2 separate regions of the Homo sapiens genome follow, and region 2 is linked to region 1. A link is a contact called in ENCODE Hi-C or POLR2A ChIA-PET data. All regions are on one chromosome and are shown on one strand. Each heading gives the region's core, a stretch centred on a gene start or an enhancer-like site at or near the end of the contact. The rest is flanking DNA. Distances are from core to core; before and after follow the strand shown.

Region 1 (6,527 bases), core at 1,464-3,963:
TTTTCAAAGCATTTTCACAAATTACTATGAAGAAATGCAGCACTGATACCTAGAGGCTATACCTTTCAACAGAACTCTCACCAGCCAGACTGCTCATTTCAATTAGTTCAGCCATCTTTTCCCTAGGCCCTGGGTCCACACTTTTCCTTAGGGGTAGACATCAGAAAAGCTGAGCTCTACCCACAACAGCCTCTAGACTAACTGGCCCAGGGCAGACACTCTCAAGTCTGATCAGCGGAGTGCTTTCCCATAAAATCACTCACATTTCTGCATTCATGTGTTTTTCTTAACGACAGCACTTTAAAATCTCATTTAAACTGAAAATCCTCCATTAGCCTCCGTGAAAAGATGTATTTTTAAATGCTTTGATCTCCACATGCCCTTTGGAAAATTAGTATGCTACATCCTCCATCATCTGCAAAGAACCTGAAAGACCAAGACTTCTGTGCATTTTAAAAAGAAGGGGGAGGGAAAGGGGCGTTACAGGTACAGCACCTTCTCTCCTATCCACCTGCAGGTTTACAAAGGTTTCCTTATTTATCTTGAAAAATGCATCACAGAAAAACAAAAGTGCACTCCAAGAACTAAACATCCTCATCCCTCCCCCCAACCCCCACCACCATCATAAGGAAAAGTAGAGCCTGTATAAAGCCTTCTACCTATGTCCTACCCTTTTCATTCTGGTCGAATCGGTGTTTTCCTTCATTCTAGTCAAATCAGTGCTTTTCCACCCTTTACTAACAGTTCAAAGTATATTAAACTACTGTTCCCACATTATTCTCATAAAGAGCCTTCAAAGTAGATACACACTATAAGGCTCAGAGCACCTTACTAGGAAGTAAATGTCAGTTGCTCTAGATTCTTTAAGACCTTGCAATCTAGAGAGCTCCTTAATCGTTAACCTGGGTCTGACTTCCACAGCTGCCCGGGCCCAGGAGTGGTATGCAGCCAGGGGAAATCTTAGCCAGTTTGGCAGTGACCCATAGGCCAGTTTTGGAAGCAGGGAGCCATGATTGTTTAATATTTCAAGCCTTGACTTTTTGCTTCCCGAAAAGGAAGGAAATTTTCTGGAACTGTAGCTATTAATAGCCCTCTATTCTGGTTTAATTCGTTTATGGTGAGCAGGTTAGCACGTTACTGCTTTGGTTAGCCGAAAGCATCTTCGAGGTATCACAACTGGCTCTCGAGACCACGTACCCCACCACCACCAAGGCCTTCTATAAGCAGTACAAAAACTCAGTTCTCATAACATGCCTCAGGAGAAGAAAATGGGAAACCAAGGCCTCACAGAGAAAGGGAGCTGAGGGACCATGGGGACAAAATGTTGGGTCCAAACCGCATCGTCTCAGGAGGCCGCACGCTCAGGGCCCACCTCTGAAACCCCAGTCCAGGTGATCCACACGCTAGCCCGGCCAAAAGGTATTTGCCACGCGGAGACAGGAAACCAACACCGAAGCCAAAAAGGCAAAAATCTTCGAACAAAAATGGAAAAGGAAAGTCTTCCTAGTCATCAGTAAAGATAGGAAGAGTAGGGTGGGCGAGGCGCGGGAGCTTTGCGCAGATACCCGGGATTCTCGGCCTGGGGCTCTGAGGGGGGAAACTTGGACACGTCGCCGCGAGCGCAGTCCAGGTAGCGGAGGCCCTAGAGGTGCGCGCCAGGGCTCGTCTGCTCTGCCGCCGCGTCCTCCAGCCCGGCCGCCTATGGGGCACGCTCGGTCCCTGTCCCGGCACTAGGCCACCGTTCCGCTCGGCTGTCATCGGCCAACGTACCACTCTCCCTCCTGCCACAAATGTCACATTCCAAGAAAAAACAGTTCCATTTGGAAAGTTTAAATTTTCTCCCCGCGAAAGCAGATTATTGTAAAGGCAGCCCTAACAGGCAAGCGGGAGCTGGATGTAACTCTCCAGTTTGTCAAAGAAACTTGTCTGGGGAGAGAACAAAGAAGGAGCAGCAGCTAACGCGATCCGAGCGTCTGGGGCTGGGGTGCGACCCTTTCGTCGCCCCCACCCGCCAGAGCCGGGTCTGGCCGGCGGGCAGAAAGGGTCCAGTCCACAGCGCCAGAGCCCGTCGGGCGGGCCGGTGCGCGCGCCTTTGTCTCGCGCCGGGGAAAGCTGCACCGGACACCCCCTTCCGTCCCCTCCCTCGCCGCGAGACCCGCGCGCGGGCGCGGGCGCGCCTCGGAGTGTCTGGCCATATGGCTGCGCCCCTCAGGAAAGGCCAGCCCCGCGTCGGGCGCGCAGCACCCCGGGGCCCAAACCCCGGGGCCACAACTTCAGTCAACGTGGGTCGCGGGGCGGCAAGACGCTGAGGCCCGGCCCGCAGGCAACTGGACCTGGAGCGGGGCAAGGGAACCCGCTTAAAAACAACAATCTGGGATCTCAGCCCCGGGCCCCCAGAAGCTGCCCCCTTCCGTGAGCAGCAGGGGCCCGGGGAGCCCGGGGCGACTGGGTTCTTCGCGTGGGAGACTCGGAGACGCCCTCCCGGCACCTCGAGTGGGGGCTGGTTACCTTTCACCGCAGGCTCACAAGTTCCCCGGCGCAACTTTGCCCTCCACATGAGGCGATCATGGCTAGTTCAGTCCCTCGGCTGGGGAAGACGGCTGCCGGGCAGCGCGGGGAAGTGGCGCCGGACAATCAACCCCATTCACACAGGGCTTCACCTCCAGCCCCAAACCCGACAACCGCTGCTGGGTCCTAGAGCTTCTCGCGCGCTCCCGCCGCCGTCCGCGCTCCCCGCTCCCCGCGCGCGGGCCGGGGAGGGTCGCCCGGGCTCGTCACTAGAACCCTACACTCCACCCCCGCCGTGGCGCCCGGCCGCTGGGCCCTAGAGCCCGTCTGCAGACACCCGCCGCCCCTCCCCGGGCCGCGAGACTGCCAGGCTGAAATTGCCCAGAGCTCAAGCTGACGTGTCTCCCTGAGACTTAGGAGGGCGACAGCATCCCTTCCTTTGTCCCCTGCCGGGTTTTGATTAATTTCAGACTCACCAGTTCTCCCTCCACTTTGTCTTCCTTCCCCACCAGCCCAATGCCGGCCAAAATTCTGTTTCCGGATCTGCCCAAAAGTCTAGATTTGCTTAGGTTGGTTTTTTTTCTTCTTAAGTGGAATTTCCAGGTAGAAAGTGGCCACACTTTTCTCAGCATTCCCCAGGCCCCAGTGCTTCCATCACGCACTTGAGATTGGGCGATAAGCTGCTACTATGTGCTCCGTTGACAAACAGAAGGGCCAAAACAGACCTGACAGCCTCGGATATTAAATGTGTTCGCAGAACCGTACATCCTCTGGCCATAAATCCCCAGGCTGTTATCTGCCTGAGTAGAGGTAAAGAAAGTAAGCGACTCTGGGAAAATGTTGCCCCACCTCTTAAAATCAGGCTGTGCTGAGAACTACTCATCCACCTCATTATATTGGTTTATACTGGCGGCTCTCTGGAGCCCTAATCTGGGGTGCCCGAGCCTGCCCCATAGCACTTCTGCCTGGCTTTTTCCGGGCAGCTCTACTGCTTGGAGAAGAGAAAGCTAGGTAACTGTACAGTTGCTGCCCAGGATGTTAGTGGGAGAGTTAGCGCACACCAAGCCTCTCTTATCTGGTGCTCCCTGCCTCTGTTTACCTGCTATCTAGGTCCGGCCTTCAGGGACTCCTCCCTGGATTGTGGCAGTTCCCTAACTAGACTGCCAGCAGTTTTACCTCTCATCAGTTCTGGTGGGTTGCATGTCCTGATTCTGATTCCCCTGATGGGCCCTCCTACTGAGTAAACTCTGCTCTCAAGATAAAGCCCAAATGTAATCATTTAACAATTATTTATGAAATGCCTACTCCATTTAAAGTCATCTACCCTGGTACACACAAAAGAAACTTAGCACACAAAAGAAACTTAGAGCAGCTGACCAGCCCTTCAAGGATCTGTTATCTGTCTAAGAAGACAAGATGTGTGAACAGAAAACAGGCAAGCAACAAAGCAGGAGATCCAAGTACTGCAGATGCCTGGGAAGGGCGGAGAGAGGCACTGACTACACAGAAGGAAAAGCCTGGGAGGGTGGTGGAGTTCAGACACAGCAGAAAGAGGAAAAGGCAGCACTGGGCAAGCAGAGGCAAAAGCCAAGAGGGAGATGACAAGGTCTGGGTGCTTGGGAAGAAGGCATAGAGGAAAGCGTTTTTACCAGAAACGAGGAGAAAACAAGGGAAGGCAGAATAACAACGTCACAAAAATGTAGGCCTGGAAAGAATCTAAGAAAGTGTCAACTAAACCTTTCACTTGCCGGATGAAGAAGCTCAGGCATAGCTGTTGAATGACTTGTCCAATGTTACAGAACAAGTTTAGTAGCAAAGCCAGGTATAGAAACAACCTCTGCCTCAATGTGCCTTGTATTACACATTGTGAACCCTGAATCGCAAATTAGGAGCTGAAGTGGTTATCTTATGGACAGTGAAGGGACCACTGATTCACCTAACATTTGCGCGAATTTAATACAAATTGGGGAAGAAGTGATGGATAGAAAAAGAAGAAAGGAAACTAATCTTTACTAATTGCCCACTCCTAGATACCATCCTATAGTCTAGGAAGCAGCAAAATTTCCAAGTTACAACCATCAAGTTTAGAACAAAACAGGCATGAGCTGAGTTGCAGCTCCACCATTCAGTATCTGTGTGACGCTGAGCAAGTTGCCTAACTTCTCTAAACCTCAGTATCCTTTTTGGCAAGATGAAGAAAATAGCATCTCACAGAGTGGTTGTGAAGACTGAATAAAATAACAAATGTAAAATACTCAGCACAATGCATGTAGTATTCAATATACATTTGCTATTATTATTTCAAGAGACTATCTAGGATAGTTGCAGGAAGCAATGATAGGTGAGGTTGACAGAGGTGATAAAAAGGAAATGAGAGATACCATATCTTTGGAGATACCAGATGTCATAAAGAAAGGTATCAAATCTTTGAAGCAAGATTTTATTCTTCTCATTGACTCGTTGTTTATCCTGGGGAAAAGGACAAAGTAATCAAGTTAACCTAGGCTTTGAGCCCAGTCATAGGAAGAATAGATCTTGCAGTCTTAGAAGAATGGATCATTAGACCAATGACAGATGAAGCACAGTTGAGAAGAGGAAACGGTTTGAGAAAGATGCTGAGTGACTTACTATCCTCTGGGCAAGAGGAAACAAGGAACAAGGGACTGGGTGAGAAGTGGAGGACAGAGGTGTAGAGAAAAGGAGAGATGAAGCTTTGAAGATCAGTTCATTAACAGAATGTCCACAACTGGAAAACAGGGAAAGAAGGAGGGAGAAGAGGAAGAATCTGGAGAAGTAGAAGAGCTGGGAAAAGGTAAAGGCATGGAAGCCAGAGGAAGTTTTAAGAAGTGGGTCCTTCTATCAAATGCTACAGATTCTTAGACCTGCAATGAAGTGCTAGGCACAGCTTGTGGGTTCAAGGATCTTCTGATTCAATCAGGTGGACCTAGCCTAGACTCCTCAAATTAATACCCAGTAATCAGATACATGGAAGCACAGGCAGAAAACACTGCTGGAGACCAATGTTTCCCTCCTGTGCCTTAATTTCCTTATCTGTGAATAAGCTCTACATCAAATGCAGAAAACAATCTTTTCAGGCCTTAACTTAGTTCCTGAATCTATTGTTCAGGAACTAAGGCCTGCAAAAAAAGACTCTGAATTTCACTAGCAAGAAGTTATCAATAACATCTTTCAGTAAGCACACTTGGCTGGAGATTCTGATGTCTGGTTTGTGTCTAATGGAAACAAAGTATGTTTACAATAAAAATTGAACACACCTTCACTAACAGCAAGGTAGTGAACCAGTCCACATCTGTGCCTTCTTTAGATCTATGCACTCATCCTAAAGGTCAGCATCCTTTCTAAAGTGACCCAAGTTGTCATTTACTCATTCCTAAGAAAGCTAAGAAGATGATGGGCCAATTTTAGTGCTCTTTGGGGCAGCCCAGAGAGCAGTCTTTCACTCAAAACAGGACGAGTACCAGGATGTTCCAGTGATACCAAGCTGTTCCCAACAAGCATAGAGGCGGGAAGAATGTTGAAGTAACAGAGGCATCTGGATAGAGGAGAATGAGCAGGGCCTTTACAGTAAGACCTGCTTCTAGTCCATGTTCTATCTATTTCTAGACACGGAGAGCCTCAGCTTCCTCCTCTATAAAATAATAACATTTGCCTCATAAACTTATTGCAAGGGTTAAATGAGATAATACAGGTCAAGTGCTGGGCACATCTAGGAATTCAGTAAAAGTTAGAAACCCTCCTCTTCTCCAGTAATTTGAAATACCAAGGAATTTAAATACTCTATTAAAATGCAAATGTCTTTCTCCTCTCACTTTTCTCAGCACCCCTTCTTGACAAACATTTAAAGTCTTTACCAGCTAATACTTTCACTGAATGGGCCCTAAGAATGGGCTTGGGCTTGCAAAGACAGAGAAGCCAAACAGCAAAAGAAGAGTGGATGAACATGACTACGTAAGGAACAGCTACTACACACAGCCTCACCTGGGACCATCGCTACAACT
Region 2 (6,514 bases), core at 228-2,727, 46 kb before region 1:
CCCATAAAACTTTACTTTTACAAACCTTATTATGACTTACACAGACCATTCATGGCATACGTGGACTTTCTGGTTTGTCCTGAATATCCCTCTTTCTTAACCAGTCATTTTATTCTAGGAAAAAAATTTACCATACAAGATTCTTTCTCATATAAAATTATTTTCCTTTTTAACCTTTCTTGCCAAAAATACCTTTTTATATTTATAATTTTCTTTACAATGCTTTTATATACTGGTTACCATTACCTTGTTTTATAAATAACTTTTAAATAAACTTTGAATGAGACAAATATTATTTTCCTTTAAATAAGAACACATTTCTTTTATAGAAAAACATTTTTCTATAATTTATTTAAAAATTGGAAATGACCCAGACATTCAATGAATACGTATTATGTAACTTTAGATTTTAAATTATATGATAAGTTTATTTATAGGCATTTATTCCACTACATTTATCTAACTAATTGTTTTTTCAACCAGATTACTTATTAAAACTGTGATAGTTATCATTAAAAATGTTAACCATTTTATAACCTGTGGAGTTCAGGTTTTCCTAAGAACCTTAACATTAGACAAATTTTTTTTTTGTTTGTTTTTGCCAATAACTCAGGATTTAGCTGTTTTCATTAACTGAACAATACTGAATTCCTTATTTATCAAAGTTTACATAAAAAAAGATAATTTTCTTTTGTGCTACATTTATAACTTTATAGCCCTCATGCCACATTTTTACATCTAGCAGAGATAAATATTAAGCCACTTTACCAATGAATCTAAACGATAATTTATGTTGACAATTCTGAAGCCATTTCTAATTACATTTCATGAATACTTTTAAAACTAGCTTATTTATTAAAAATTTACTTAAGTCACATAAACTTGAAAAAGCATTTGGCTCAAAGTCTACTTTTTTCTGGTGGCTGGATTGTAAAAAGTGTTCAATAAATGTTTGCTGTAATAGAAAAAATTTACCAGGCTTCTCATGAATGCCCAGTGCTAAGCTCTGTATTAGGGGGTGTGGGATACAATGATAATAATTATAATCATGGTGAGAATATCTAACATTTATGCAGTGCTTACTATGTATCAGACTCTGACAACTGAATAAGTGGCATTATAGTCCCATGAAACGGAGATACAGGATGTCTAGTAAGCTTCCTCTCTGATTTCACAATCTAATAGGGAAACAGGCTCACAAATAGACAATTAGAACATGGAGTTATAGTCACAAGTAGTTTATCAGTAAGTGTGGGCTCCCATCCTCTCTTTTCCCCTTTTCTTTGTGTCCCCATTACTTGCACGTGTTTATCGTAATAGGGGCCCATCAATAACATTATCTTTGCAAGCCGAGGATAGGCTGTTTCATAGCACTGGTATGATTTTCTGTGAAATTGTCCTGTTCCCTTCTGACACTCCTTCTCCCTCGTTTACACTAAGCTCAGATCTGCTTGTACAGACCTTTGAGCTCACTCACCCCAGCTGGCTGAGCAGTGGAGCCAAGGAATAGAAGTTTCTCTCCTGCCTGCACATTGTCCATCGTAATGTGGTATTTATTAGCATGAATGCGTAACTGAGTTATTTGTGAGGCCAGTGCTCTCTGTTTGATAGAAAATTTCCCATTTTGAAAAAGCCCATTCTTTCCTGTCCCTTAAGCTTGGCAAACCTGCCTTTTCTGCACTGTCATTCAGGTAACTAGTCACCATCACTGATGACGTATGCTGGCATCAAGAAAGCACTATCACCTGATTTCAGCCTCTCTCCTTGGTTTTCCTTGTAATTGCTACCTGACATAAAAAGATGATGGAGAAGATAAGCTCCCATTGACCATAAGTGACTTCCAAATCCCAGAGTTAAATAAATGTTAAAAGATAGAAGCCCCACCCGAAGCTACCTGAGTAGAAGGGGAGGGAGTTGTAGACTCATCTGTGCCCCTCAGCCTGTAGGAGACAGCTGCGTTTCCTCTTCACATTAAGTGAAGTGTGAAAGGGAATACTCAGGAGGTGGGAATGGGTTTCTGCCCTTTCATTCAAAAGCAGTGGTGTAATCTGTGGCATTTTGGCTCTTACCAAGAGAACCTCTTTTCCCTGAAAAATGTATTATTGTAGGATTTAGCCAGCCTGCAGGAAGCACTGACTCAGTGACAGATGTGTAGTGTTTTGGGTCCATTCCTGATCGAAGCTCCTGTGACCTGGGGTGAAAGCAGGGCATTGTGAATTTCACTCTTGTGGTGGAGTTGGACTTCCTTGTACACATGGGACGACATGTATATTCACACGCACTTCAGTGTGGAAGGGGCACAAATTCACCAAGATGCAGAAATGCTTTGTGTCTAAAGAGATGGCAGGTTATGCAGTGGGTGTGTAGCGAGAGAGGGGAGGGATGGTTTAGGTGTGCCCACTGATAACATTCCTTTCTGAAAACTGCGGATGGTTGCAAGGTGAAGTCACTTATGGAATAAAGAATTGCACTGAGCTCTCCAGTTCTTTACCTTGCCTGGGGAACGTTGATCCCAGTTATTTCAACATGAAATGGGAGGGCTGCTAAATTGAAGGCCTAAGGAAATCCAGCTGGGAAACACATCCTGAGCCCAGATGGAGTGTCTTGAGTTCAGTTACCAAGCAAGGCCTGAGGCTAATTATTCTGTTAGGATCTGCTGGACTTATTCTGAGGCCATCTCTATGAAGGTCTGCGTATCCATGTAGGGAGGGCTGAAGTGATCCTTGTCAAATTGTCTTCTAGAGTTTGACATTCAGCTGTTAGGAGTTGGCATTCAGAGGAAACCTGGCTATGAGAAATACTTACAAAATGAGAGCTACAGAGGCTGACAGGCTCACAAACATTTCAGCAAACATACTTAAAAGGAAAATATAAGGCTAGGTGACCTCCTGCGGAGAATGGGGGTAGCTCTGAGAGCTTTCGCTATGGATGGCTACAAGTTATGGAAGGTTGCATATGTCACTGTTACTGATTAGAAGCAGCTGGCTCTTCAGAGGACTGACTCAGCCCTTTGATATGGAATGTGGATGATTTGGGATTTCATGCTAATGCTTAGTATCTAAGCTGCAGTTCCCAGATTGCGACCCAGTGGTTGAGATCAACAGAAAAATGAGTTTCCCAAGTCTTTGCAGAAGAGACACAGCTGTGGTTGGAGAACTACACATCAAGACTTTGTTTGCTTTTGTGAATGGCAAATAAATCTTGGGACCCCAAAATCACTAAGCCAAAGGGAAAAGTCGAGCTGGAAACTGTATCAGGCAAACCCGCCTCCTATTTTATTCTTAAATAAGATAGCTACAAAGACAAAACAAAACAAAACAAAACAAAAAACTATATACTTTCCTCACAATTTGCCCACAAGGAAATTCCTTATGGACAAAGGACAGACACAACTCAAAATCATCCCTCTGCTTACCTGAGAAATACATGTGATTGCTTCCTCTGCCCTACTGTTTCACTAAGCAAGACTAAGGCATAAGCGACTATTCTTTTACCCTCCTCTCACATGTAAATTGTGTATTCAGTTGAAAGCTAATCAGAGACTCTAAATAATGCAACAGATTGTCTCTTATCTACCCATAATGTGGAAGCCCCCTCCCCCACCTCAAGTTGTCCTGCCCTTCTGGACCAAACCAATATACACCTTACATTCATTGGCTGTGTCATGGGTGCATTCTTAAGCTTGACAAAATAAACTTCCTGAGATCTGTCTCAGATACTTTGGGGTTCACAAATTGGAAACCTGAAGGGATTCTGAGTGGTGGTTCCCCTGTACTTTGACAAATCTATGGGTGCTTCGTAGCAGCTTAAGATACCTTTAAGGCTCGGATCAATAGGACAATTTGCTGAGGCCTGGCAACTTCCCCTCCGGAGAATCCCTGATTTCCCCAAATGTGATCGAGATCTAAAGTTTATTTTGCTGTACAGCTCCTTTTCTGGAGTTTTGCTTTCTTCCAACAAGGAAGACAAGTTTTTCTGCATGATGGAGTGCAGGTAACTCCTTTCTGGAGTTTTAGCTTGCTTCCAACAGGGAAGGCAAGTTAGAGTTTTTTTCCTGTTTATAGGATGGTAGAGAGCAGTCATTAGCCTGAGCCCCACTCCTAGGTAAGTAGCTGAATTGGGGTTTTGTCTTGGCTAAACTTAACAACCAGCTGGTCTTAATTTCTCCTTAACTTTAAAGTGCTCAGTAATTGTATAAATTGTGAGATTGTTTGTTTTGCATAACTGTTTTGTTGTTGTTGTTGCTTGTTTGTTTCTGTTGTTGTTTCCATCTGTTTCCTATTGGGTTTGACCAGCTCTATCTGACTTGATCAAATCCAAGGGAAAGTTTCAAATTATGGGGAACAAGGCCTCTGAATTGGCTAAATTCCCACATCTGAAAAAAAAAAATGGGAAAAGGAAAATGACAGCCAGCAAAAGGTAAAAAAAAGAATTTTTTTTTTCTCGGAGGCAGAGTCTTGCTCTGTCGCCCAGGCTGGAGTGCAGTGGCATTAATCTTGACTTACTGCAACCTCCACCTCCTGGGTTCAAGGGATTCTCCTGCCTCAGCCTCCCGAGCGGCTGGGACTACAGGCGTGCACCACCACACCCAGCTAATTTTTTTGTATTTTTAGTAGAGACGGGGTTTCACCATGTTAGCCAGGGTGGTCTCGAACCCCTGACCTCAGCCATTCCACCTGCTGCAGCCTCCCAAAGTGCTGGGATTACAGCACTTTCAGCAGGCCTGAAAGATTTTTGATTTTGACCACTTGAGGGGCTTTATTTACATAACAAGGGCACCTTTATTTATGTAACAAGCCAAGCCAAACTGAAGTAGCAATGGCTGTTGCCCCATGCTGCAGTTCAGTAGCTAAAGGTAGCTAAGGTTCTGCCCCCAATTTTTTGTCACCACGATAGCCTGGGATTGGTTCCTAAATCAGGCTCTTTCTGGTTTGACATTTGTATTAGTTTTGAAATATCAGCAATTTGTTTTAGCTAAAATATGGTAATGAGACTTAAAATTTTTTTTTCTTAAGTAGCTCAATGGTTAGCAGTCAATTAAAAGCTAATATCCAAGATATGTGTGTGTACGCGTGTGTGTGTGTGTGTGTGTGTGTGTGTGTGTGTGTGTCTTTTATTTTTCTCTCCTAGGATCTTTCTTTTTTTTTTGAGAAAAAGTTTTTTTCTCTTCTCAGTTGACTGAATTCTGTTTTCTCCATTTACTTCTGCTCTCTCTCCTTTCTCTTGCCACACTCTGCTGCATAAGGGACCTGAAATAGTTTCTAATAGCCCAGGATTCCTTAAAGAAAACAAAGAAGGCACCAGACTCCCTTTTGGGGAGAAACCTCTGTTTTTCCTTATGGAACCCCAAGAGTGTAAACAGATAAGTTTGTCTCAGATCTTAAACTGCTTGCTTTACTAGTGTATTACCTCATACCTCATTTCTTTTCTTTTTTTTTTTTTTTTGGACTAAAATAGTTATTGTAGCAGAGATTACTCTGGGGTGTTTAAAGTAAGAAAGAGAGTAGTTTAGACACTTAGAGAAATGTCTTTGTTTGAAAAAAAGTGCACTATGAAAGCGTCACGTGGTCTAGCCCCATACTAGTTCTCTTTTTGGAGACCCAGGATTCAGTGTGGGCTCTGCCCAGAGTTCACAGATCCAGTTAAAAGACAGAGACTAAATTTAGAACTACCTATCTAAATAAAATTGGTTTCCTTATACAATTCTATGATAGATTTCTGTAATTTTATGTTTGACTTGGCATCCATTTTTAATCTCCCTGTAGTACCACCAGACTCTTTCTCTCTGTACCTTGAGATATAAATTTCACTATCTGATTTTTCACAAGAGTTGGCCCTTTAATATGCAAATTTAGGGCTATGTAGCTGACATCTGCCTGGAGTAATAAAACAGGTTATCAAGAAATTGGAAGTCTAAAATAGGAGGAAAAAAAAGAGGTGTTATGAATCTATAAGATCTATTTCTATGTGTCTAGTATATCTATGTATTTGTGTCACGTATATGTTTCACTACTAAAAATACATAAAAGCTCTAATTAATTGGCTTAAAGGAAAAAGTGCTTAAATCAAACACTTTATCAGAAAAAAAACAGACTTTGAGCCAAATGCTTTTTCAAGTTTATGTGACTTAAGTAAATTTTTAATAAATAAGCTAGTTTTAAAAGTATTCGTGAAATGTAATTAGAAATGGCTTCAGAATTGTCAACATACATTATTGTTTAGATTCATTGGTAAAGTGGCTTAATATTTATCTCTGCTAGATGTAAAAATTTGGCATAAGGGCTATAAAGTTATGAATCGTTAGCCTCTGTTATCATCACACACTGCTAATGGATGATAGAAGAAAGGCAAGAAGCACCACCCTTGGATTGCCCTTCCTCTTCGGAGACCATGAGCTAAGAATCACAGTCCCTGTCCCTACAGCCCGTGTGAGGAATCACAGCATGATCCAGCACCACGGAATGCAATGCCATGCACAACCAGAGCATGGTTCTGGACTGATGTCAGTGCATGT

The links. A loop is a pair of places that touch in the nucleus more often than their neighbours do. ChIA-PET counts read pairs that join two places held with the same protein, here RNA polymerase II (POLR2A).
Region 2: a loop to region 1 is called in a map of sigmoid colon, with 2.0 times the contacts of the local background. The contact joins the enhancer-like site here to the promoter of AMOTL1 in region 1. A Hi-C loop is called at or near these places in 3 of 168 maps with a recorded cell type or tissue (mammary epithelial cell, psoas muscle and sigmoid colon). POLR2A ChIA-PET finds 5 or more read pairs at or near these places in 7 of 52 experiments (AG04449, AG04450, BJ and 4 more).

What each region holds. Positions count from the first base shown.
Region 1 is chr11:94,764,542-94,771,068 of GRCh38, reverse strand. It overlaps AMOTL1 (angiomotin like 1), which reads right to left and starts at 2,713. Exons shown (of 13, transcript NM_130847.3): 1 at 2,509-2,713. The coding sequence starts at 2,557.
Region 2 is chr11:94,809,428-94,815,941 of GRCh38, reverse strand. All of the region lies in intron 3 of AMOTL1 (angiomotin like 1), which reads right to left. Among named protein-coding and RNA genes, the nearest start is that of AMOTL1, 44 kb to the right of the region's middle. Within about 2 kb of position 1,477, at least 2 of the 41 ENCODE cell types and tissues checked have a DNase peak (open chromatin) inside an H3K27ac peak, as active enhancers do.